Linked DNA regions of Homo sapiens: regions 1, 2 and 4 are each linked to region 3. Evidence: read pairs that join two places in POLR2A ChIA-PET (ENCODE). Cell type or tissue: MCF 10A. All regions are shown on one strand. Each heading gives the region's core, and the rest is flanking DNA. Links, peaks and the distances in the headings are about the cores only. Region 1 overlaps MYOF (myoferlin). Region 2 overlaps MYOF (myoferlin). Region 3 overlaps MYOF (myoferlin). Region 4 overlaps MYOF (myoferlin).

Region 1 (4,950 bases), core at 470-4,469, 85 kb before region 3:
CACATAAACAGTTCCTCTCTCTCTGAACAGATTGAGTTGTTTAGTGGTTGGAGTCATTAGGATCCAGTCTGAAAAAGGAAGAAAGTGTACCAAGAACAAAAGAACTTAAAAAAAAAGAAAAAGAAAAAAAAACCCATCCCCCCTGGGGTGAGTTTGCAACAGAGCAATGAAAGCCTTTATGACATGCTGTGACTCAGAAGCTCAGAGGTGACATAGCTTAGCAGTGAATCAGTTCCACTGATAGTCAAGTTTGAGCCATTTTATTAGTGGAGACTAGAACCATAACTTCTTGTAATGTAAAGTATTAAAAATCTAATATTTGACTGGCAGGGCGAGGTCCACTTCATTTCACCTCCGTTTGTTAGTTTATGACCTTCATCATCTTTTTCATCTCAATAGTGCAGCTTATAAATTGAAAAAAAAAATTCCTTGCCCTTCTCTCTCTTTCTTTCAATAAATAAAATGTTATGTTTTTGCTTACCCCTCCTAACAGACTGAATTCATTGCTAGGACACTCCCTGTCTCTGTCCCTCCTATGTTTAGCAGCTCCTTCCTCATTCCAAGCATGAATCCATTCAACAAGCATTGATCCAAGCATTGATTGAGAGGGTACTCTGCCAGGCAGTGTGCTTAGCTCTGTGTATAGGGTGGGGAACAAAGCAAGTTTGGCCCTGCCCACATGCAGCTTATAGTCTAGGCTGTAAATGGGGCCAGCGTTCAGTGAATTAAGAGTGTAGGCTGGGTGTGGTGGCTCACACCTGTAATCCCAGCACTTTGGGAGGCCGAGGTGAGCAGATCATTTGAGGTCAGGAGTTCGAGACCAGCCTGGCCAACATGATGAAACCCTGTCTCTGCTAAAAATACAAAAATTAGCCAGGCATGGTGTTGGGCACCTGTAGTCCCAAGCTACTTGGGAGGCTGAGGCAGGAGAATGGCTCGAACCTGGGAGACAGAGGTTGCAGTGAGCCGAGATCGTGCCACTGCACTCCAGCCTGGGTGACAGAGCGACTCTGTCTCAAAAAACAAAAAACAAAAAAACAAAAACTTCTGGAAAGGAGACATTATCATTATTGGCAATTATATTGATGGTGATGGTTTACTGGCTGTTAAGCACTGTGCTACATGCTTCACATGTACTTAGTTATTTAATTTTAACATATTCCTTTATTTTCTTTCTTTCTTTCTTTGTTTCTTTCTTTTTTTTTTTTTGAGATGGAGTCTCGCTCTGTTGCCCAGGCTGGAGTATAGTCACGTGATCTCAGCTCACTGCAACCTCCACCTCCTGGGGTCAAGCGATTCTCCTACCTCAGCCTCCCAAGTAGCTGGGATTTCAGGTGCGCACCATCATGCTTGGCTAATTTTTGTTTTTTTAGCAGAGACTGGGTTTCACCATGTTGGCCAGGCTGGTCTCGAACTCCTGACCTCAGGCGATCTGCCCGCCTTGGCCTCCCAAAGTGCTGGGATTACAAGCGTGAGCCACTGCGCCCGGCCTACTCCTTTATTTTCTCACCAAAAAAGTAAAAATAAAAATAAGAAAGAAGTCCTCACTTGAGAGCTGAACAAACTGAGTCTCGGGTAGAGTGGGTGAAATGCCTCACTCAAGGTCTTACAGCAGGGTCTAGGTGGAGCTGGAACACTAATGCTTACCGCCAAGGCTGTACCACCTGTGCTGTCCCTTATGCAGCCCTGAGTGCTTGGTCTTGGTCGCATCCAAATCTGGCCCATCCTGTGGTCAGGCACGTGAACTCAGCCCACATTGCTGGCAATCTGGGCTCTGCTGCTTACTCTTGGCAGTAACTTCCCTGGACAAAGCCAGCCCTGAGGGCATCTGGTCACACCATGCTGGGGCCTGGGGCATTGGTGCCTTTGAGCTGGACATCTCTGGTCTCAGAGGCCTTGTCTGGGGCCCCAAATTCCCTCTTGTTTGCCCTAGGGTGTTGGACACATTATGATGGCTTCCATGTGTGAAATTGCCTTGCAGGGTACTGACAGTGTAGAAAGCTTTTTCATGGGTGTAATCTTTTTTTTTTTTCTTCAGAGATGCAGTCTAGCTCTGTCGCCCAGGCTGGAGTTCAGTGGCATGATCTTGGCTCACTGCAACCTCTGCCTCCCAGGCTCAAGTAATTCTCCTGCCTCAGCCTCCCAAGTAGCTGGGACTACAGGAGTGCACCACCATGCCCGGCTAATTTTTTGTGTTGTTAATAGAGACAGGGTTTCACCAAGTTGGCCAGGCTGGCCTCGAACTCCTGACCTCAAGCGATCCACCCACCTCGGCCTCCCAAAATGCTGGGATTATGGGCGTGAGCCACCATACCTGGCTCATGGGTATAATCTTATCTGTTCTCCACAACAACACAAGCAGGTGCTGAAGGCAGATATTCATACCGATTGTGCAGATGAAGATATTTAGACTCAGATATCAAGGGAGGCCAAAGCTGTGTAGCCAGAAAGAGGCAGGGAAGGACTAGAAGCTGGGTCTTGGGATGCTTGGTCCTTTGCTTTTTCCCACTGCTTCATATATGGTTGGTTTTCTTTGTGCTTGGCGTCTTCTCATTTTAATTCCACCCTCTGTCCTTGTCCCAGGCCCCACTGACAAACAACAGCTCACAAACACTCCTGACTCCCAGCTCTCCCTCTGATCTGCAGCAAACAACCAGCCCAGCTTGCTAAAGCGCCCAGAGGTGAAAGCCATGCACAGCATAGGAAGGAGGGTTGAGGAAAGTAGATTAAACTGCTGGCAGGGCCCAAAATTCCAGTGAAAGAGATGACTAATGATGAGACACCAGGGTCTGAAGCTGAGGTTAAATTCAACTGGAAATTCTTGGCCTGGGAGGGATAGGATCTAATTATCAAGATTTTTCACTCCGCGCTTTGCATTTGTTTTCAAGGTTGTTTTAAGTGACTATTTTATTTTCTCTTGATACCATCTCTTGGAGCGAGGAAGGACAGAGGACTGGATCCTCCCAAAGCTTGCCTGAAGGAAGCAGTTGATAGTTCTGATTCCAACACCTGGTAATGTCCCCTGTGTCTTGGGCATGGGTATGCTTTCTCATTTGATCCTTGCTGCAATTCTACCAGGTGGGCTTTTGTATCCCCTTTTTAGAGGACACTCGGGACTTAAGAGGCACTGTAGGCCCTACCTCCTCAGCTGGGTTTGAAATGTATTTGCTGAGTACTTGAGACTTAATTCATTCTCTAGCAAATTATGTGAAATATACTAGTCAGAAGCCAGAGAGGTTGAGTGGCTCCAGAGCCAGAAGACCTATATTCAAATTCTGGCTTTGTTTCTTACTAGCAGGTAATCCTGGACAAGCTACTTAACTTTCTTGTGCCTTGAATAAGGATCATAATAATAATAGGTAACATTTACAAAGCCCTTAGAAGAGTGCCTGGCAGATGGTAAACCCTATAGTTGGTAGGAATTATTCCTGGGCATTAGATACCAATCTTTATTAATGAAGAAGTCTAGATATGAAGAGCTGGAGTAAGTAGACCAAGTTCACACCACTGGAAGGTCTGAAAAAGTGACAGGTCGCCTGGCACCCTCTGCCTGCAGTGGCAGTTAAGAGCACAGGTTTGCTGAGAATGATGGTTTCCAGTTTCATCCATGTCCCTACAAAGGACATGAACTCATCATTTTTTATGGCTGCATAGTATTCCATGGCATATATGTGCCACATTTTCTTAATCCAGTCTATCGTTGTTGGACATTTGGGTTGGTTCCAAGTCTTTGCCATTGTGAATAGTGCCGCAATAAACATACGTGTGCATGTGTCTTTATAGCAGCATGATTTATAATCCTTTGGGTATATACCCAGTAATGGGATGGCTGGGTCAAATGGTATTTCTAGTTCTAGATCCCTGAGGAATTGCCATACTGACTTCCACAATGGTTGAACTAGTTTACAGTCCCACCAACAGTGTAAAAGTGTTCCTATTTCTCCACATCCTCTCCAGCACCTGTTGTTTCCTGACTTTTTAATCATTCTCAGCAAACTATCGCAAGGACAAAAAAACCAAACACTGCATGTTCTCACTCATAGGTGGGAACTGAACAATGAGAACACATGGACACAGGAAGGGGAACATCACACTCTGGCGACTGTTGTGGGGTCGGGGGAGGGGGGAGGGATAGCATTAGGAGATATACCTAATGTTAAATGACGAGTTAATGGGTGCAGCACACCAACATGGCACTTGTATACATATGTAACAAACCTGCATATTGTGCACATGTACCCTAAAACTTAAAGTATAATAATAATAAAATTTAAAAAAAAAGAGCACAGGTTTGGAAACAAGGCTGACTTGGGTCTGAAGCTCAGCTCTGCCACTTACTGGCTCTATGATCTCGGGCAAGTCAGTTAACAACCCTGATCCTCAGTTTCCTTATCTGTAAAATGAGCATACTCATATCTCCTATTTTTGTTGTTGTTGTTTGTTTGTTTGCTTGTTTGTTTGAGATAGGGTCTTGCTCTGTCACCCAGGCTGGAGTGCAGTGGCCTGATCACGGCCCACTGCAGCCTTGATCTCTAGGGCTCAAGTGATCCTCCCACCTCAGCCTCCTAAGTGAGTAATTGGGACCACAGGTGCAAGCCACCATGCCAGGCTAATTTTTAAATTTTTTGTAGAGATGGAGTCTCATTATGTTTCCCAGGCAGGTCTCAAACTCCTGGACTCAAGCCATCTCCCACCTCTGGCCTCCCAAAGTGCTGGGATTACAGGTGTGAGCACTGCGCCCAGCCTCCCTTGTAGGGAACAGACGTGAATGTGTTTAATATGCCCAGCACACAACACAAACACCAAGGCAGTCAAGCCAGGTGCCTGGCCCTCCTGGGAGCCCTTCCCAGCAGCCCTGGCAGTGAGCAGAGCTGGGACATGACCACGCCCCAGCATCAGCTTTTAGGAAGCAGATTCTGGCTGAGTCATTCAAATGGACTGGACTTCACT
Region 2 (4,950 bases), core at 425-4,424, 55 kb before region 3:
AGGTTGCAGTGAGCCGAGACCGTGCCATTGCACTCCGGCCTGGGTGACAGAGTGAGACTCTGTCTCAAAAAAAAAAAAAAAAAAAAGATACAAAAATTAGCCAGGCATGGTGGCGGGCACCTGTAATCCCAGCTACTCCAGAGACTGAGGCAGGAGAATCGCTTGAATTCAAGAGGTGGAGCTTGCAATGAGCTGAGATTGCACCACTGCACTCCAGCCTGGGCAACGGCGTGAGACTCCGTCTCCAAAAAAAAAAAGAAATGTACTAACTCCCTAGCTTGTTTTAAATTAGAAAAAACAAAAGACTGCGTTTGGAATAAAATTAATTTGGTAGGGCAAAGTGTGGTATTGCTTATAAGACGTTTTTCATTCCCTAGTATATGAAATACCTTGTCTTTAAGCTTTTATTACTTTTATTTCTCCTAGTTATAAAGCTCATTTCTGACCTTGCCCCATGTAAATGTGACAGTGGGAGAAGGTGGTCTTTCTTCTCCTGGGGTTGGTTGGTGAGGAAGGATAGGATAGCCCATGGATTGAAACAGGTTCTTCTCACTGGAGTAGCTTCTCAGGCTGTACAAAAATCTAAACTAGAAGCAGATGTTACTGTGGGGCAGAACTCTCAGTTCTGATTTCTTTTTAGTTCTGTATTAGAGCAATGACACTGAAATGATCTGAGCTGGTTTGGGCTGGCTGTCTCTATACGGGGAGAGGCTGAACTGCACTTTTTGGAAGGCAGATTAAGTAGCTGCTGCAATCCTGTTGGTATCTGTTAAGATCTTGTGATTAAATAAGATTGGGCCACAGCCCTGGAGAAAGATACCCAGAGAGGCTGAAAGAGAAAGGCATCTCATAAAGGCAAGAGCTGTAATTATCTTCTGATGGCTCTTTGGCGGGTGATCTCTTAGGACAGGAAGATTTACAACCTGTAAATAATTTGCAAGGTCATTGGACTATCTTCAATGATGTATCAGCTAATTTATTCATGCCACAAATATTTACTAATGCCTACTATGTGTCAGACACAGCTCTAGACACTGGGGGTACTCCATACCTTTTATGGAGCTAACATCTGAGTAGAGGGAACAGATAAATACACATATGACATAACAGATGGTGATAAGTGATACGAAGAAAATAAAGGAAGGTAAAGGAGAGAAAACAGCAGGGTGAGGTCTGAGTGGGTGCTGGTTTAGATAGGGTTGTTGTATAAGGGTTTGTTTTGGGGGTTTTTTTTTTCGAGACGGAGTCTTGCTCTGTCGACAGGCTGGAGTGCAGTGGCACAATCCCGGCTCACTGCAACCTCTGCCTCCCGGGTTCAAGTGATTCTTCTGCCCCAGCCTCCCGAGTAGCTAGGACTACAGGCGCCCGCCACCACGCCCGACTAATTTTTTTATTTTTAGTAGAAATGGGGTTTCACCATATTGGCCAGGATGGTCTTGATCTCTTGACCTCGTGATCCACCTGCCTCGGCCTCACAAAGTGCTGGGATTACAGGCATGAGCCACTGCACCCAGCCTGGGGAATCTTTTATAATGGGTTATGAAGTTTACAGACTTCATTCAGATTCCACTAAATTGGATTTTATGAGAATTCAGCTGCAGCTGACATTTACCTCTGGTCTAACTCTGAAAAGAAAAATTGTTTCCCAAAAGGATTTGTGGTATATGTAGTATTAAGGGTGGGGAAGGGCTATTTAATGTAGGTAAGATAAAGAACTGGTTTTAAGAACTTTACATAGTGATTACATAGAAATGGATGTGGGTAGTTACAAAGGGTTCTTATCTATTCATTCATGCCCACCTGCCCAGCCCCCTGCTGATTCAGACCAGCTTTCACTGCCAAGTACTAGCCAGGAGCCCTGTCTTCATATGCTTTTTATACATCTCTTTTTCTAGCATAGTGTCTGAAATAATAATACAAGGTGACTGTTAAGCACTTGCCATATCATCCTTTTAATCCCTGCAACAATACCATTAAGTAGGAGCTGTCATTATCCCCATTTTATAGATGAGGAAACTGAAGCTCGGAGAAGTTAACCTGTACGCAGCCTGAGTCTGAATTAGTCAGGCCTGCCTGCCTCCACGTTCCTAGTCATCAGGCAAAGCTGTCCCTCCTTATCTTACAAGGTTCAAGTTCATGAAAGAGTGAATAAATGGATGGATGAAAAAACTACTACTTTGATTCTAACGGTTGAGGGAATTAACTGGAGACAGAGCATCGGAACTCCACTGAACCATCAGAGCAGGCAGGCAGGCAGGCAGGCACAGAATTGGTCAGGTGAAAATAACAAAATAGCAGGTGACCATTTCTTCAAGAAATAATATTCAGCATCTCCTCCATGCCAGAGGAGTTAGCCTGCTCCTCGCAGCCACAGACTCTGGCCTCAATGCCTCACTGACCCGGAGGGCTTTGGTGAGGAGACCTGGGCTTCCACTCAGCCCTTTGCAGGTGTTACCTGCAAAGGTAACAGTGATACCATAGTGGCCAGAGTTGCAGAGGTGGGAGGGGCTGGGAAAAAGAGCACAGTAGATGCTGGCCACGAAAATCGTGCAAATCCTGCCACAGCCTTCAGGCTATGTCAGTGATTCCAAAACCAGGGCGTGGAGTGAGCTAAAAGTAGAGGCGAGACTTGTGCCAGCCAGGTTTGGGAATCACGGTTGAGGATCAGTGTTTCTACCTTTTAAAAAGCCACACCCCCTTTCGATGAGCAGGAAAAGAGCCGCAAGGTTCTCTGGCAGTCCTGGCCTGGAGTCAGGAGCGGAAGTTCCTGGGGGGAGCGCAGGTCACTAGGCCTTCCTAGGAGGTTTTCATGGAGTTTGCCTGCTACAGTTTGTTCTATTAAATAATTGGACTTCGATGCGTGGTTCTCAAACGTGAGCCTGGATTCCCATGCTGAATGTTTTCAAAACCACTCAAGCCCCCCTCTCCCCAGATCCCGCGTTGCCTTCTGCCTTCCCTATCCCTAGCCCTCTACCTCCTCCACTTTACTCCCACAGCCATTGGGAGTCACTGTCTAGACCATTGTTTCTCGGACTTCCTGGGTATTAAGAATTACCGAAAGGAAAAAGTCGGACTCAGGGATCTGGGAATCTGCAGACGCCCTGGTGAGGGACGTCTGGGGAAGCACATTCTGAGAAATGTTTTGGGAGACGATGCGGAGGCCGAGTGAGGGTGGGCGGGCAAGTGCAAGTGGAGGGGTGAACCGAGGCGCAGCCCTTTGCGGGGATTTTACCTTAGCAATAGTTTCCTGTGATACGAGCTGCTGCCATGGGCGTGTTGAGAAAGAATTATTCAGTGACACCTGGTACAGTATGGGCAGGAAGGCTTCATTCAGGACTGAGTTAGCTCAAGTGACCCCTGCAACGGAGACTCGTGGGAAGGAAGAGAGATGGGGTGCCACTCAGATACAGCATGGGCAAGTAGGAATTGATAGCCAAGGAGGAGTGTGGGGGGTCAGTGGATGGAAAATTCCTAAGAGGAAATGTCACAGTCAGGGGGATTCTGGCTAACCCAACCTAACAGGATTCTTGCTGAGGACATCACGTGGGGGATGGCAGAGAATGAGAAACCCGATCAGATATGGAGGGTGATCAGATCTCACGGATGGGGGTTGTTTGCTAAACTGACCGAGTAGGATTCTCTGCTAACACTGGATTTCATAAGGAAGCACAGGCTTAGGAGGAGGCTCAGGAGCTCCACTCAAGTTTGGCCAAGCAAAGACTCTTTGTCAGCTGACACGGCGTCTCCTACCAGTCTAGTTCACAGGGAGCATCCTTGGCTCTCCTGCCTTTTGGCGGGGGATCAGGGCAGGAGCTTGACAGATACTGGCCCAGGAGAGGGAGAAGTGCTGGGGAGGGAGATGGGGTCCAGCCTTGGAACCCCAGGGCCATAGGCCTGCCAAAATGACAAGGCACGGCCAACTGAGAGCCCCTGCTTCGAGGGTGGGAAGCTCACCATCTTTTTAGGTTTCCTACAGGGGACCTAGGAGCAGCCTGGAATCGTGTTTGTCCCCAGTCAGGTTGGGATTGCTGTTCCTGCTTAGAGGTCGGGAAGTTGAGACCGTGCTGCGATCTCTAGAGGCAGAAACAGTGCAACATGTGATTTATTTCTCAGCCTCCAACACATTTTTTCCTTCCTTCATGAAGGAATTTCCAAGTTACTCCTCCTCCAGAAATCATGTGGGCTGTGTCTCTGCTGCATAGAGGAACAACTTCGTATACGTGAGCTCCCCTGAGTAAGAGTCAGCCGGCAAAGCCCTTACTCACTCCAGAGGCATGCGGCCCTTCACATTTGCGCCGTGCTAAAGGGGAGAACATTTTCCATTTCTCTTTTGTAAACAAACTATACTCTGTCTATTTTAAGAAGAAGAAGAAAGAAGAAAAAAAAAACAGTTTAAGCGGCTCTTAACCAATACTTGCAAGACTAAGTTGACTGGTTTACAATTAAACTCTTTCATTCCCCCAATCATAACATCTCATTTTCAAGTAGTTGCTCCCATTGTGTAATATTTGATGTCACATAGAGACTCGACTCCAAACTCTATGACATTCGTGGGCTGAAAGACAAAGGAGCATGACTGGCTTTTTCTTCACTTTGAAGACATCTGCAGTTTATTAATTCCACAAGGAAAGCTGGAGGGCCAGAGGACGTCGAGATTCTTTCACTAAAAAATTTCCTTTTGAGACAGTAGTCCTGTTTTAGTGTTGGTTGGAGTTCATGGGGAGACTTACTTTTCCATGAAAATATAGAGCAAGGCTTCCCCCTCACTGTCACACTATAATATTCTAGCATTTTTATAGCATTAGTAATAGAAAAGAAAAAAGACTCTTGGTTTAGTGTCACCTCCTTTAAAGGAAATTGGCTTATGGTCAGACCAAACTGTTCTTATCCCCTGTGTAAGAGGCCAAGTCATCATTTCCCAGTTTTTCACAGTATTTTGTATCCAGGCAA
Region 3 (4,652 bases), core at 593-4,592:
CCCTGACAGTCAGCCTTCCTGTCTACTCGCAGCCTGTCTCCTTGTGGCAGGACTGGGTTCTCCATGCTCTCCCCCAAACTCCCGTGGTACCCAGAACACGTTTTCATCTGAGTCCAGGCCCAACTGCCGTGAGTTCTCCAGCGAGCCAGGGCCTTCTCCCTCTAGTCGTCTGATGTCTGCCTGTTACATCTGCCCCCTTTGCAGGATGATTGACAGGGAGAATAGCCACACCCTTTAACAGAAACTATCCCTTCTTCCCCAGAGCAATGTGGCCTTGCTCATTGACTCCCAGAAGGCAGCCGTATCAGGAGGTTAGCATCCAAAGCAGTCTGTTCTGGATTCCTCAGCCTTTACATGTTGGGAACATCTGTGGTCCAGTGCTTGAGCTGCACCAATTTCATTCCTGTCTCCTCCTTTGAGAGGAAAGGAGCAGGCTCCTGAGACTGCCCTCTCTCCACCCCCCAGCCTCAGGAAGGAACCTAGCATCACCACAGCAGCAAGCCACGGGGCATCCGTGTAACTTCACATGGGGAAAATAAATAGTTCTTCCCCATGAATTACTACAGCAAAGATGATCATTTGTTTTGTTTTTTTACTAAAGAGACACGGAGCCAAAAGTCAATAAGGTCCTGGTCATAGTCTTTCTATTCCACAACATTACCCACTCTGAAGTCCAGGAATTGCAATAGATCTTGAGGAAAAATTAAGAAAAGGAAAAAAGAGGGCGGGAGAGTGAGAAAAGGGACAGTTTGCATGCTAGTTACAGCCAGGATCATGCAAAAGAATAGCCAGAAACCACTTGGAGGCCTCCGTGGAGACACATGGTGGTTCTTGACTTGAGTAGTTACAGATTGGAGTTAGCTCTTGAAATATTGGTTGGAATTCAGGGTTATTCAGAAATGCCACCATGGACACTCAACCATTATAGTACCTCTTTTATTTGGTTCCATCACCAGAATGTAATTTAAGTTCATGCTGCTTCTCTTTGTTTTAAATAACCATAGTTGCAGGGAGAAGGAGAAAGAGGCCCAAGAAAATATTTTTTAAATGCTTTATTAACTGGAATGCAAAACCAAATTAGTTTTCTTCACTGCAAATAGTTAAACACATACAGGCAAAGAAGCTTATTTCATTAATTTAGTGTAAAAGCAAAAAAAAAAAAAAGTCAACAATATATATTGCCCACAGTATATGTCAACAGAATAAAAGAACAGCTTTTTATTGACTGGTAAAACAGAATTCATTTTCTTTGCTCTAAATTAAACACAGACAGCAAAATAGCTCATCTTTTTAATTAAATAAATATAAATCAAAAGTGAAATGAAGCAAAAATTTTAAAAACCTAACAGTGTTACAGAATAGGAGAGAAATGAGGATTCTGAAGACATAGCCACACTTCAAGCAACAGGAGCCCCAGGAGAGAGTGAAATGAGCAGATCTGTGCACCTGCCAGAAGGACTTAACGAATGCAGTCAACCTACAAACATGCTCATGACCCTTGTCTGTCTTGCAAAGGTCCTCTGTTCTGGATTATGTGCAGCTAACAAAACTTTTTGGTAAAGCTAAAGAGGCTGCAACAAATGGGCAAATTTTTTGCCAAACTGCCAAGTGCTCCCCATCTTTCTAAAGCAGAGCTGAGCTATTGCTCCCGGTGGGCCTGGTCAAGAGAGGCTGCAGTGCAGGAGGGATGCAGCAGATTCAGCCTGGCCACTTCCACAGTAAGAATCAGGCAGACAGAAGATCAAGTGTTGCCAACCCAGTGTTATTCTAATACCCGCTGGCTTCTGGAACCTCTGCCCTGCCACTAAAGGACTCCATTTTTTGTCTCCAGGATCAAGAGTCTGTTCTTGGACTGCTTTCTCCCTGCTCCTCTTTCCCCATTTTCCTTGGATGTGACCGAATGTATTTTGGGAGCATTCTATGCACTTGCATTCTCTCTCCTACTCAACTACAATCTCCTTGAGAGCTCTCATTGGTCTGGCCCACATTAAGGGCTCAAAAATATTGCTAGAAACAGCACCTTCAGGTTCTTCCAGCTGCTCCATCAGGTATCAGCTCCCTTCAGTAGACATACCGAAGGTGGCATGCTGGGCAGTGTTCATTGGTACCTGATCTTGTCACTGACCTTTAATGTCCCATGCCTTGTGTGTCCACAGCCACTTTCAACAACTCTTAGCCCTTATCGGTATCTTGCTTGACAGAAATCACCTCCTTTTGCAAATCGACTGCTGAAACTCTACTTTATACCACCTTATCCACAAGGTGCACTAGTCACTGATGATCAGAAAGAGAGCCCCAAGGCCCTAACCCCACCTAAGTCCAATAGACTACAACTTACATTCTTCTTTTTTTTTTTTTTTTCTGAGACAGAGTTTCACTCTTGTTGCCCAGGCTGGAGTGCAATGGTGTGACCTTGGCTCACTGCAACCTCCACCTCCTGGGTTCAAGTGATTCTCTTGCCTCAGCCTCCTGAGTAGCTGGGATTACAGGCACCTCTCACCATGCCCAGCTAATTTTTTGTATTTTTAGTAGAGATAGAGTTTCACCATGTTGGCCAGGCTGGTCTCAAACTCCTGACCTCAGGTAATCCGCCGCCAGCCTCGGCCTCCCAAAGTGCTGGGATTAAAGGCGTAAACCACCACGCCCAGCCCAATTTATATTATTTCATTTTCTCTTGTTGTAGGCAGATCTTGTCCCAGGCTCTGTACTTCTCTGAATGGTGTTTATTGTTCCTTCCTCTCTCTACCTCTTTGTGCCCTGAGGGCAGAGAGGAAGTGGGAAAGGTCTGAGGGAGCGGCAGAATTCTCAGCTGCCTGAATCATCGAGGGTAGCCTGGCTCTGGCACAGGTGAGCAGATGGTAGCGTTGCCCCTCCTGGAATCTGGGCTTGCACAGTGATCCAGCGGCTCCATCTTCAGCGGCTTGCTCATAGTGAGTCCCTTCTCTGTTGGGAATTGTGCTGATGGCCAGAAGCCCAAACTATTGCTTTTAGGGCTCAGACTCTCCAGGGTGAGGGTCCTATCAGGGATTCTGTGGGTCATTTTGCAAGCTCTGCGTGAGAGCATCCATGGGGTTCTAATGGAATCCTGGCTATGTGGAGGCCTACGGGGTAGAGCCGGCCCAGCTGGGAGTATCATCCCCGTAGTTCCCACCCCACCTCCAAGCCTCCCCATGATCCTTCTCCATCCTGTGCAGTCCCTGGCTTAACAGATGGCTCTGGCTTAAATACCGGTCATTTTCTCCTGGGTCCTGACTCAGGCCACAAATTATGTTTCCTATTTTTAGCTCTTTCCCTTTTCTCCTATCATCCTAGTTGGTTTACAAAGAAGTTATGCTGTATGTAGTTATGACTAATCCAAATAACTTCCTACTTTTTCATTTTGACACAATTCAAACCCAAACCCAGAATTTCCACATCATTCTGGACCACGGGTATTCCAGGGGGCTTCGCTGTGGGTAGTTAAGCAGAGCTCTTGACAAGTAGCGTGCACCCCCAATCCTCCCTTATCAAGGTGACAGTGGACTAAGCTAGGGAGGCTTTTAGACTCACAATGCTCCCGTCAAAGCTTCCTCAGGTCATTCAATGTGCAGCTCAGGTTACAAACCAGTGTTTAGAGAGACTTTTTAGAAAGATTGAGGCCTAGAGGGGATTTGACAAAACCCTATTGGAGGGTTCTATTATACCATGTCAAAAACTCCTTTAACCAAAATGGAGACTCTGTAATAGAAGGATGTCCAGGGGTTCTTCAAGACCACAAGCTTCAGTCACTGTCAGAAGTTCTTAAAACAGTCCTTAAAAATTTAAAAATTCCAGCCAGGCACGGTGGCTCATGCCTGTAATCCCAGCACTTTGGGAGGCCGAGGCAGGCAGGTCACTTGAGGTCAGGAGTTAGAGACCAGCCTGGCCAACTATGGTAAAACCCCGTGTCTACTAAAAATACAAAAATTAGCCAGGTGTGGTGACACACGCCTGTAATCCCAGCTACTTGGGAGGCTGAGGCAGGAGAATCACTTGAATCCAGGAGGCAGAGGTTGCAATGAGCCGAGATCAAGCCACTGTACTCCAGCCAGGGTGACAGAGCGAGACACAGTCTAAAAAAAAAGAATTAAAAATTCCACTTCTGGGTATATACCCAAAATAATTGAACGCAGAGACTGGGTACCACCAGAGTTCTAGAATAGACACAGGATGCGGATCGTATTGCATGGCAGAATGCACGGGACATAATGAAACACAGCAACCTAAACCATTGCATGGCTCTTTGGTAAAAGAAGGCACAGTGCCTGAAGATCTGTGGAGATATGGCTCATAAAGAAGGAGATATGCCAGCTGAGCAAGGATTTGGGGCAGGATATGGATTCAAGAGATTTTATGTGCCCATGAAGGAAGGCTTGAAGGGCTCATGGTCATTTCTGGTAGGCTGATAGGCACTCAATGTGGTTATCGTTGACCCTATCTTCAACTCTCTTAGTAAACCAGTAATTTAAAAAGAAAAAGGAAGGTTTAATTTCCCATTTCAATTTAAAATAAATTTACCCAGTTTCCTTATTTTTATTTACATCTGACATGAAAATCTTTATTGTTATTTCTGATTAGAAAATCAATAGTTTAGCTGGGTGCAGTGGCACGCACCTGTAGTCGCAGCTAGTTGG
Region 4 (4,950 bases), core at 516-4,515, 62 kb before region 3:
AGGTTACGATACTTAAGGAAAGTTAGAAAATAAACAAATACACTAAAAAATATATACATAATATGTCGGGTACCATGAATGCTGTGAGCTAAAGAAGAAACTGTTATATCCCATGAAGAAAAGCAAATCAGAGGAAAAGGGAAAGTTGTCAAGGGTGGGGGGAAAGGAGATCCCATTTTATGTGAGGTGGTGATAAGGTGACAATTGAGCAGAGACCTAAATATAATCACAAAAGTAATTGCAATTTTGCACCAACCTAATATAATGAAGAACTGAGCCATGCAGTTCATTGGGGGGTTAGGGAGTAGGGGGGAAGAATATTCTGGGCAGAGAATAGCAAGTGCAAAGGCCCTGAGGCAGGAGTGCACTGGGGATGCTGGAGAAACGTGAGAAAGGCAGCCAACCTGGGGCACAGTGAGGGTTGAAAGTGCAGGAAGGAGGTGAGGTCAGAGAAACCACAATATATGTGGCTTTGGGGGCCAAGGCACGGGCTTTGGATTTCATCCTAAGTGGAATGAGAATCCGTTAAAAGCTTTTGCTTATGATCTGACATATTTTAAAAGGATCACTCAGGCTTTCTGTGTAGAGACTGGAGGTAGGAACCAGTTAGGAGGCAGGAAAACAATACTGGGAGACCATTATATATTTATTTTAGACCCATTGAAAACACAGTGGGGCCCTCAGATGACAGCAGTGATGGGGAGAGGTCAGCCCCCCACCGTCAGGCTCACCCTGGCACTCATTTCGGGCATTTTTGTGCATTTCTAGAGATAGAGTTTGTTGTAACCAAGTGAGTTATAGAGAAACGTCACACTTTGAGACTAATTCAGGAGTCCTTTATTAGCTGGCGAACGAGAGACAGCTAGCGCTCAAAATTCTCTCAGCCCCGAGGAAGGGGCTAGATTTGTTTTATACCGTGGTCTAAATAGGGAAGGGGGGAGTTTAGCTGAAGCAATTTTTACAGAAGCATAACTGGCAAAAAGTTAAAAAATTAATTGGTTACAAAAGCAGTTACAAAAAATAACCAGTTCCAGGTGTAGGGGCTTAAACTATCACAAAGAGATAAATGCAGGGGCTTTAGGTGCCATCCACCGAGCACGTCCCCAGGAGCTGCTGGTGCAGCTTGCCTCAATGTCTTATCGGTAAGTGCATTCCTGGACGTGCTTTGAGTCAGTTTACACTAGTCATGCCCTTAAGGAAGGGAGGTAAAGGGGCTGTAAGTGAAGGAACTAAAATGGAGTCTGTCTGGCTCTTTCAGCTAAGAGAGACAATCAGGTTAAAACAAGGTAGAGTATCACAAGTTCACGTGCAGTCTATCTGAACCTGCACATTTTCATATTTTTCTGAACCTATGACATGCATAATTCTGAACAAAGAAAATATGATAGGTCCTGTTCTAAGAGGGTCCTTCTAAGGTTCAGGGGCACCATGCATCGTGCTGAGCTATGTTGCACTTGGTGTTATGATGCCTATTGAGTATAAAGACCAAACGAGGCTGGGTGTGGTGGCTCATGCCTGTGATGTCAGCACTTTGGGAGGCCGAGGCAGGCAGATCACTTGAGGCCAGGAGTTCGAGAACAGCCTGGTCATCGTGGTGAAACCCTGTCTCTACTAAAATACAAAAATTAGCTGGGCGTGGTTGTGCACACCTGTAATCCCAGCTCAGGAGGCCAAGGCACAAGAATCACTCGAACCTGGGAGGCAGAGGTTGCAGTGAACTGAGATCACACCACTGCGCTCCAGCCCTGGTGACGGAGTGAGAAAAAAAAAAAAAGACCAAATGAGCACGTGGTTACTCTGATATTATGATGACGGGAATTGTTAGGCATAACAGAAAAAGGTAAATTCTAGGCCAATTATGAAGCTGGTCTTGGTTACTTTTTCAATCTTCCCCCCTCCCATCTTCCATCCCCCTGACATTTGCTGGGCACCCAGTGTCTTTAAGTTTCCTGGCTCCCACTGTGGTACCCGCTGAGGCCTGCCCTCTGAGCCACACCCTGCATCTTCTGCCAATTCTTTTCCTGTACAAAACTTACCTGTCCTGTGGCTCAGTCCTTCAAGGTCCTGCTTCAAGGCACTTTCTGAGAAATTAATCGGGTGATGCTATAATAGCTGCTAATAGTTAATTTCCCGGTAACACTGACTTTTGGACTGAAGGCCATCAGTGACTTACTTGAAGGAGTGAACAAGATGAGAACTTCAGACCCTATGGCCAGGTCATTGGAGGAGGTGTTTTCACTAAAAATTAGAACATTATCTCTCATCCTGCAGATTCCACTGCATAGTTTACTGTCTTGCAGTGGAAGGCCGACCCTGCGTCAGCTCTGTAATGAACAAGGCATGATTTCCTGCCCCTCCACCGCCTCTGCTCTTTTGTAAGCAGTGTGCCTCCCCATCCTCAGCTGGGAATCATGATCATTAGCTTAGTTTCCACCAACTAACCAATACACACACCTTGGTCAGATTACCTGTACATTTCAGAAACAAACTTTTTTTTTTTAACCATCTGGGAATAAACTATATGTGTTTTCAAAATATTTGTGTATTTTGGGCCCAGATTTTCTTTTTGGCTTTTCTACTAAAGTTCTGGCCTTTGAGGATCTGCTTACTGCTCAGTGTGGGACCGCTTCCCTCACCTGAAGTGCAGGGTTGGGGCGGAAGGGTTTTCTACAGCTTAAGGAATGTCCTGCCTGTTGACTTTCCTGTTGCCATGGCGATGGCCTGTGCAAACATGAGCCCTCACTTTGCATCTGCTGCTCCCCGGCCTATTAGCAAACAGTTCCCAGCTGCCTCGGTCAGCTGGGCTCCATGCCCACACCCGCATGGGCTAGACCCAGGCAGTCCCAGGCTCACAGCGCCTGTGGGCAGTGACACCTCCCCACCCCTCAGGCACTGGGAGCGGGTTGCCTTGTTCAGTGTGGACTCTCCTCTTCCTCACTTTACAGTCATCCAACCAGCCATTCAGAGGGAATGAGGGTGAGAAAGGAGACAGAGGAGCCTCTTGGTCACATAAGGAACATGAAATGTTATTTTTTAGAGGAAATGTCAGAGTGGAAAGATTTTCCCAGAGGCTGAAGAATGAAAGTTCCCTTTGCAGGCAGCCAATGGTTATAGCTTTGTGAGGACTTAGCATGTGCCAAGGGCTGTGCCCAGCCCTTTGCATTCATTACCCCAATTGATCCTCACACACACCTCATATGATGGGTCCTATTTTTCCTCAGAGAGGTTTAGTAACCTGCTCAAGGTCACACAGCAGGTGTGTGTTAGAGTCAGCTCATCTATATCCAGGCCTGTACACTTGACTTTTATGTTATACTGAAAGCCTCTGACTACCTATAGTAAACAAAATGTAGGTAGAATGATCAATTATCTCTGCTGAAATAGAAGTGATTTTTCTTCCTAATTTTGACAAAAAAAAATTTAATTCTCAATATCAGTGTATTGCTACCTTTTATAAGCTCCACCCTAGGTAAAAATTTTAAGCATTTTTATACTGTTGAGTAGGAAGTCACTTATGCCTATATTCTGCAATGGACCAGATATATGAAGAGACTATATCTCATCTCATTTGCTCTTCACAGTGACCTTGAGAAGTAGAGAGTAGACTTGAGCCTCAGAGGGGTGGAGGCTGGGACCCTGATCTGTTGGCATCCTGGCCCTACCCTTGAGTTCCTAAAAGTGCCATCTTCAAGAACCTGTACATGTAGAAATAAAAGATATTGACAAGTTTTCAGATTTGTGTGTCTGTGTGTATGCACACGTGGACACACATGCCCAGGAGAAAAAAGAGGTACTGCGTAGAGTTTTTGCATTTGCTGTTCCCTTTGCGTGGAATGCTCCTTCCCTCAAACTGCAATAGATGTAAAATCTTGTCATTGGGCCTCACCATGTCTGATCATCCAGCCTAGAGCAGCCCCTCCCTGTCACTCTTTATCTTATTACTCTGTTTTATTCTTCCAAAGCCCTTCTTATTAGGGAGCTCATGTGAGTGTAAGAATGGGAAAAGGAGTCTGTGTGAGCAAATACATGCTAGAATTGTGTTTTAGACAAGTACTCAGGGTATGTGCTGGTCCACACACCTGCTATATGTAGCTCAGCATTCACCACCATCTGAAATGTTCTTTTCTATTTACTTATTCATTTGTTCTCTCTCTACTGGATAGTAAACTCCATGTCACTCTTGTTCAATGCCGTAAGACCAGCACTTAGCACAGTGCCTGGCATATAGTAGGCTCTAAATAAACGTTTGTTGGATGAATGAGTGAACAAGTGAGTTTATGATGCTCCTACGTGGATGACATTTACCATTTAAGAAGCACCTTGCAGCTGTCCTGTCAGCTCACTGGTAATGGGCCACCAGTGTGGAATCTGTCCACCTCGGCTCTCTGAAACAGCACCCTAGTTCCAACTTGGGTTTAAGCTGCAAAGGGGTCAGGATACAAAGGTCAGAACACAAGAGAAACAAACCTCTCTCACAAAGCTCATGCCATTTTGTAGAGAGATGTGGAACTCAAGGCTGAGCTCACAGGAAGGCAGGAGAGCATGGTATTTGAAAGTTGGGATTCTGGAGCCAGGCAGAAGCCGATTAGAGACCCAGCTCTACTGATTACTAGTGGGTGACCTGGGCAAGTTACTTACCCTCTCCAGGCCTCAGAATTCTCATCCTTAAATTGACTGTAGTTTGGAATTGACTGTAGTTCCGTTATGCTAAGGGATTAGATTTACCCTCCCACCTGACACAACTAAAACAAAATACATGCAACAGTAGTTTTCAGATGTTGGACTTTGCTGGCACAGAACAGTGATCTCTAAGAGATGGGAGATAAATGAGGTGAGCCCTGAGAGTTCCCAGCTTAATGCCTAGAGAGACTCATTTCCATGCTGCAATGCAAGAAAAGGGATCCTTGTTGTCTCCCAGAGTTGGAGAGGTGCAGGTGGGAGTCTAGAGAT

The links. ChIA-PET counts read pairs that join two places held together with the same protein. Peaks named below come from ENCODE experiments on the same cell type or tissue, not always from the same donor. Only the 100,000 strongest peaks of a DNase experiment are listed, where the experiment ranks them.
Region 1: POLR2A ChIA-PET joins it to region 3 with 17 read pairs; 20 of 35 experiments call an interaction of 5 or more read pairs at or near these places.
Region 2: POLR2A ChIA-PET joins it to region 3 with 32 read pairs; 13 of 35 experiments call an interaction of 5 or more read pairs at or near these places.
Region 4: POLR2A ChIA-PET joins it to region 3 with 21 read pairs; 13 of 35 experiments call an interaction of 5 or more read pairs at or near these places.

Annotation. Positions count from the first base shown.
Region 1 is chr10:93,466,488-93,471,437 of GRCh38, reverse strand. The region is part of intron 1 of MYOF (myoferlin); the gene reads left to right. Among named protein-coding and RNA genes, the nearest start is that of MYOF, 13 kb to the left of the region's middle. RefSeq lists an enhancer at 1,275-2,124. In MCF 10A, for the core only: no CTCF peak of the experiment used is centred there; a DNase peak (open chromatin) is centred at 2,737.
Region 2 is chr10:93,436,698-93,441,647 of GRCh38, reverse strand. All of the region lies in intron 3 of MYOF (myoferlin), which reads left to right. Among named protein-coding and RNA genes, the nearest start is that of MYOF, 43 kb to the left of the region's middle. RefSeq lists enhancers at 4,102-4,396, 3,545-4,744. In MCF 10A, for the core only: no CTCF peak of the experiment used is centred there; DNase peaks (open chromatin) are centred at 2,647 and 4,237.
Region 3 is chr10:93,382,356-93,387,007 of GRCh38, reverse strand. All of the region lies in intron 19 of MYOF (myoferlin), which reads left to right. Among named protein-coding and RNA genes, the nearest start is that of MYOF, 98 kb to the left of the region's middle. RefSeq lists enhancers at 2,437-2,936, 2,937-3,438. In MCF 10A, for the core only: no CTCF peak of the experiment used is centred there; a DNase peak (open chromatin) is centred at 2,757.
Region 4 is chr10:93,443,560-93,448,509 of GRCh38, reverse strand. The region is part of intron 3 of MYOF (myoferlin); the gene reads left to right. Among named protein-coding and RNA genes, the nearest start is that of MYOF, 36 kb to the left of the region's middle. In MCF 10A, for the core only: no CTCF peak of the experiment used is centred there; a DNase peak (open chromatin) is centred at 2,759.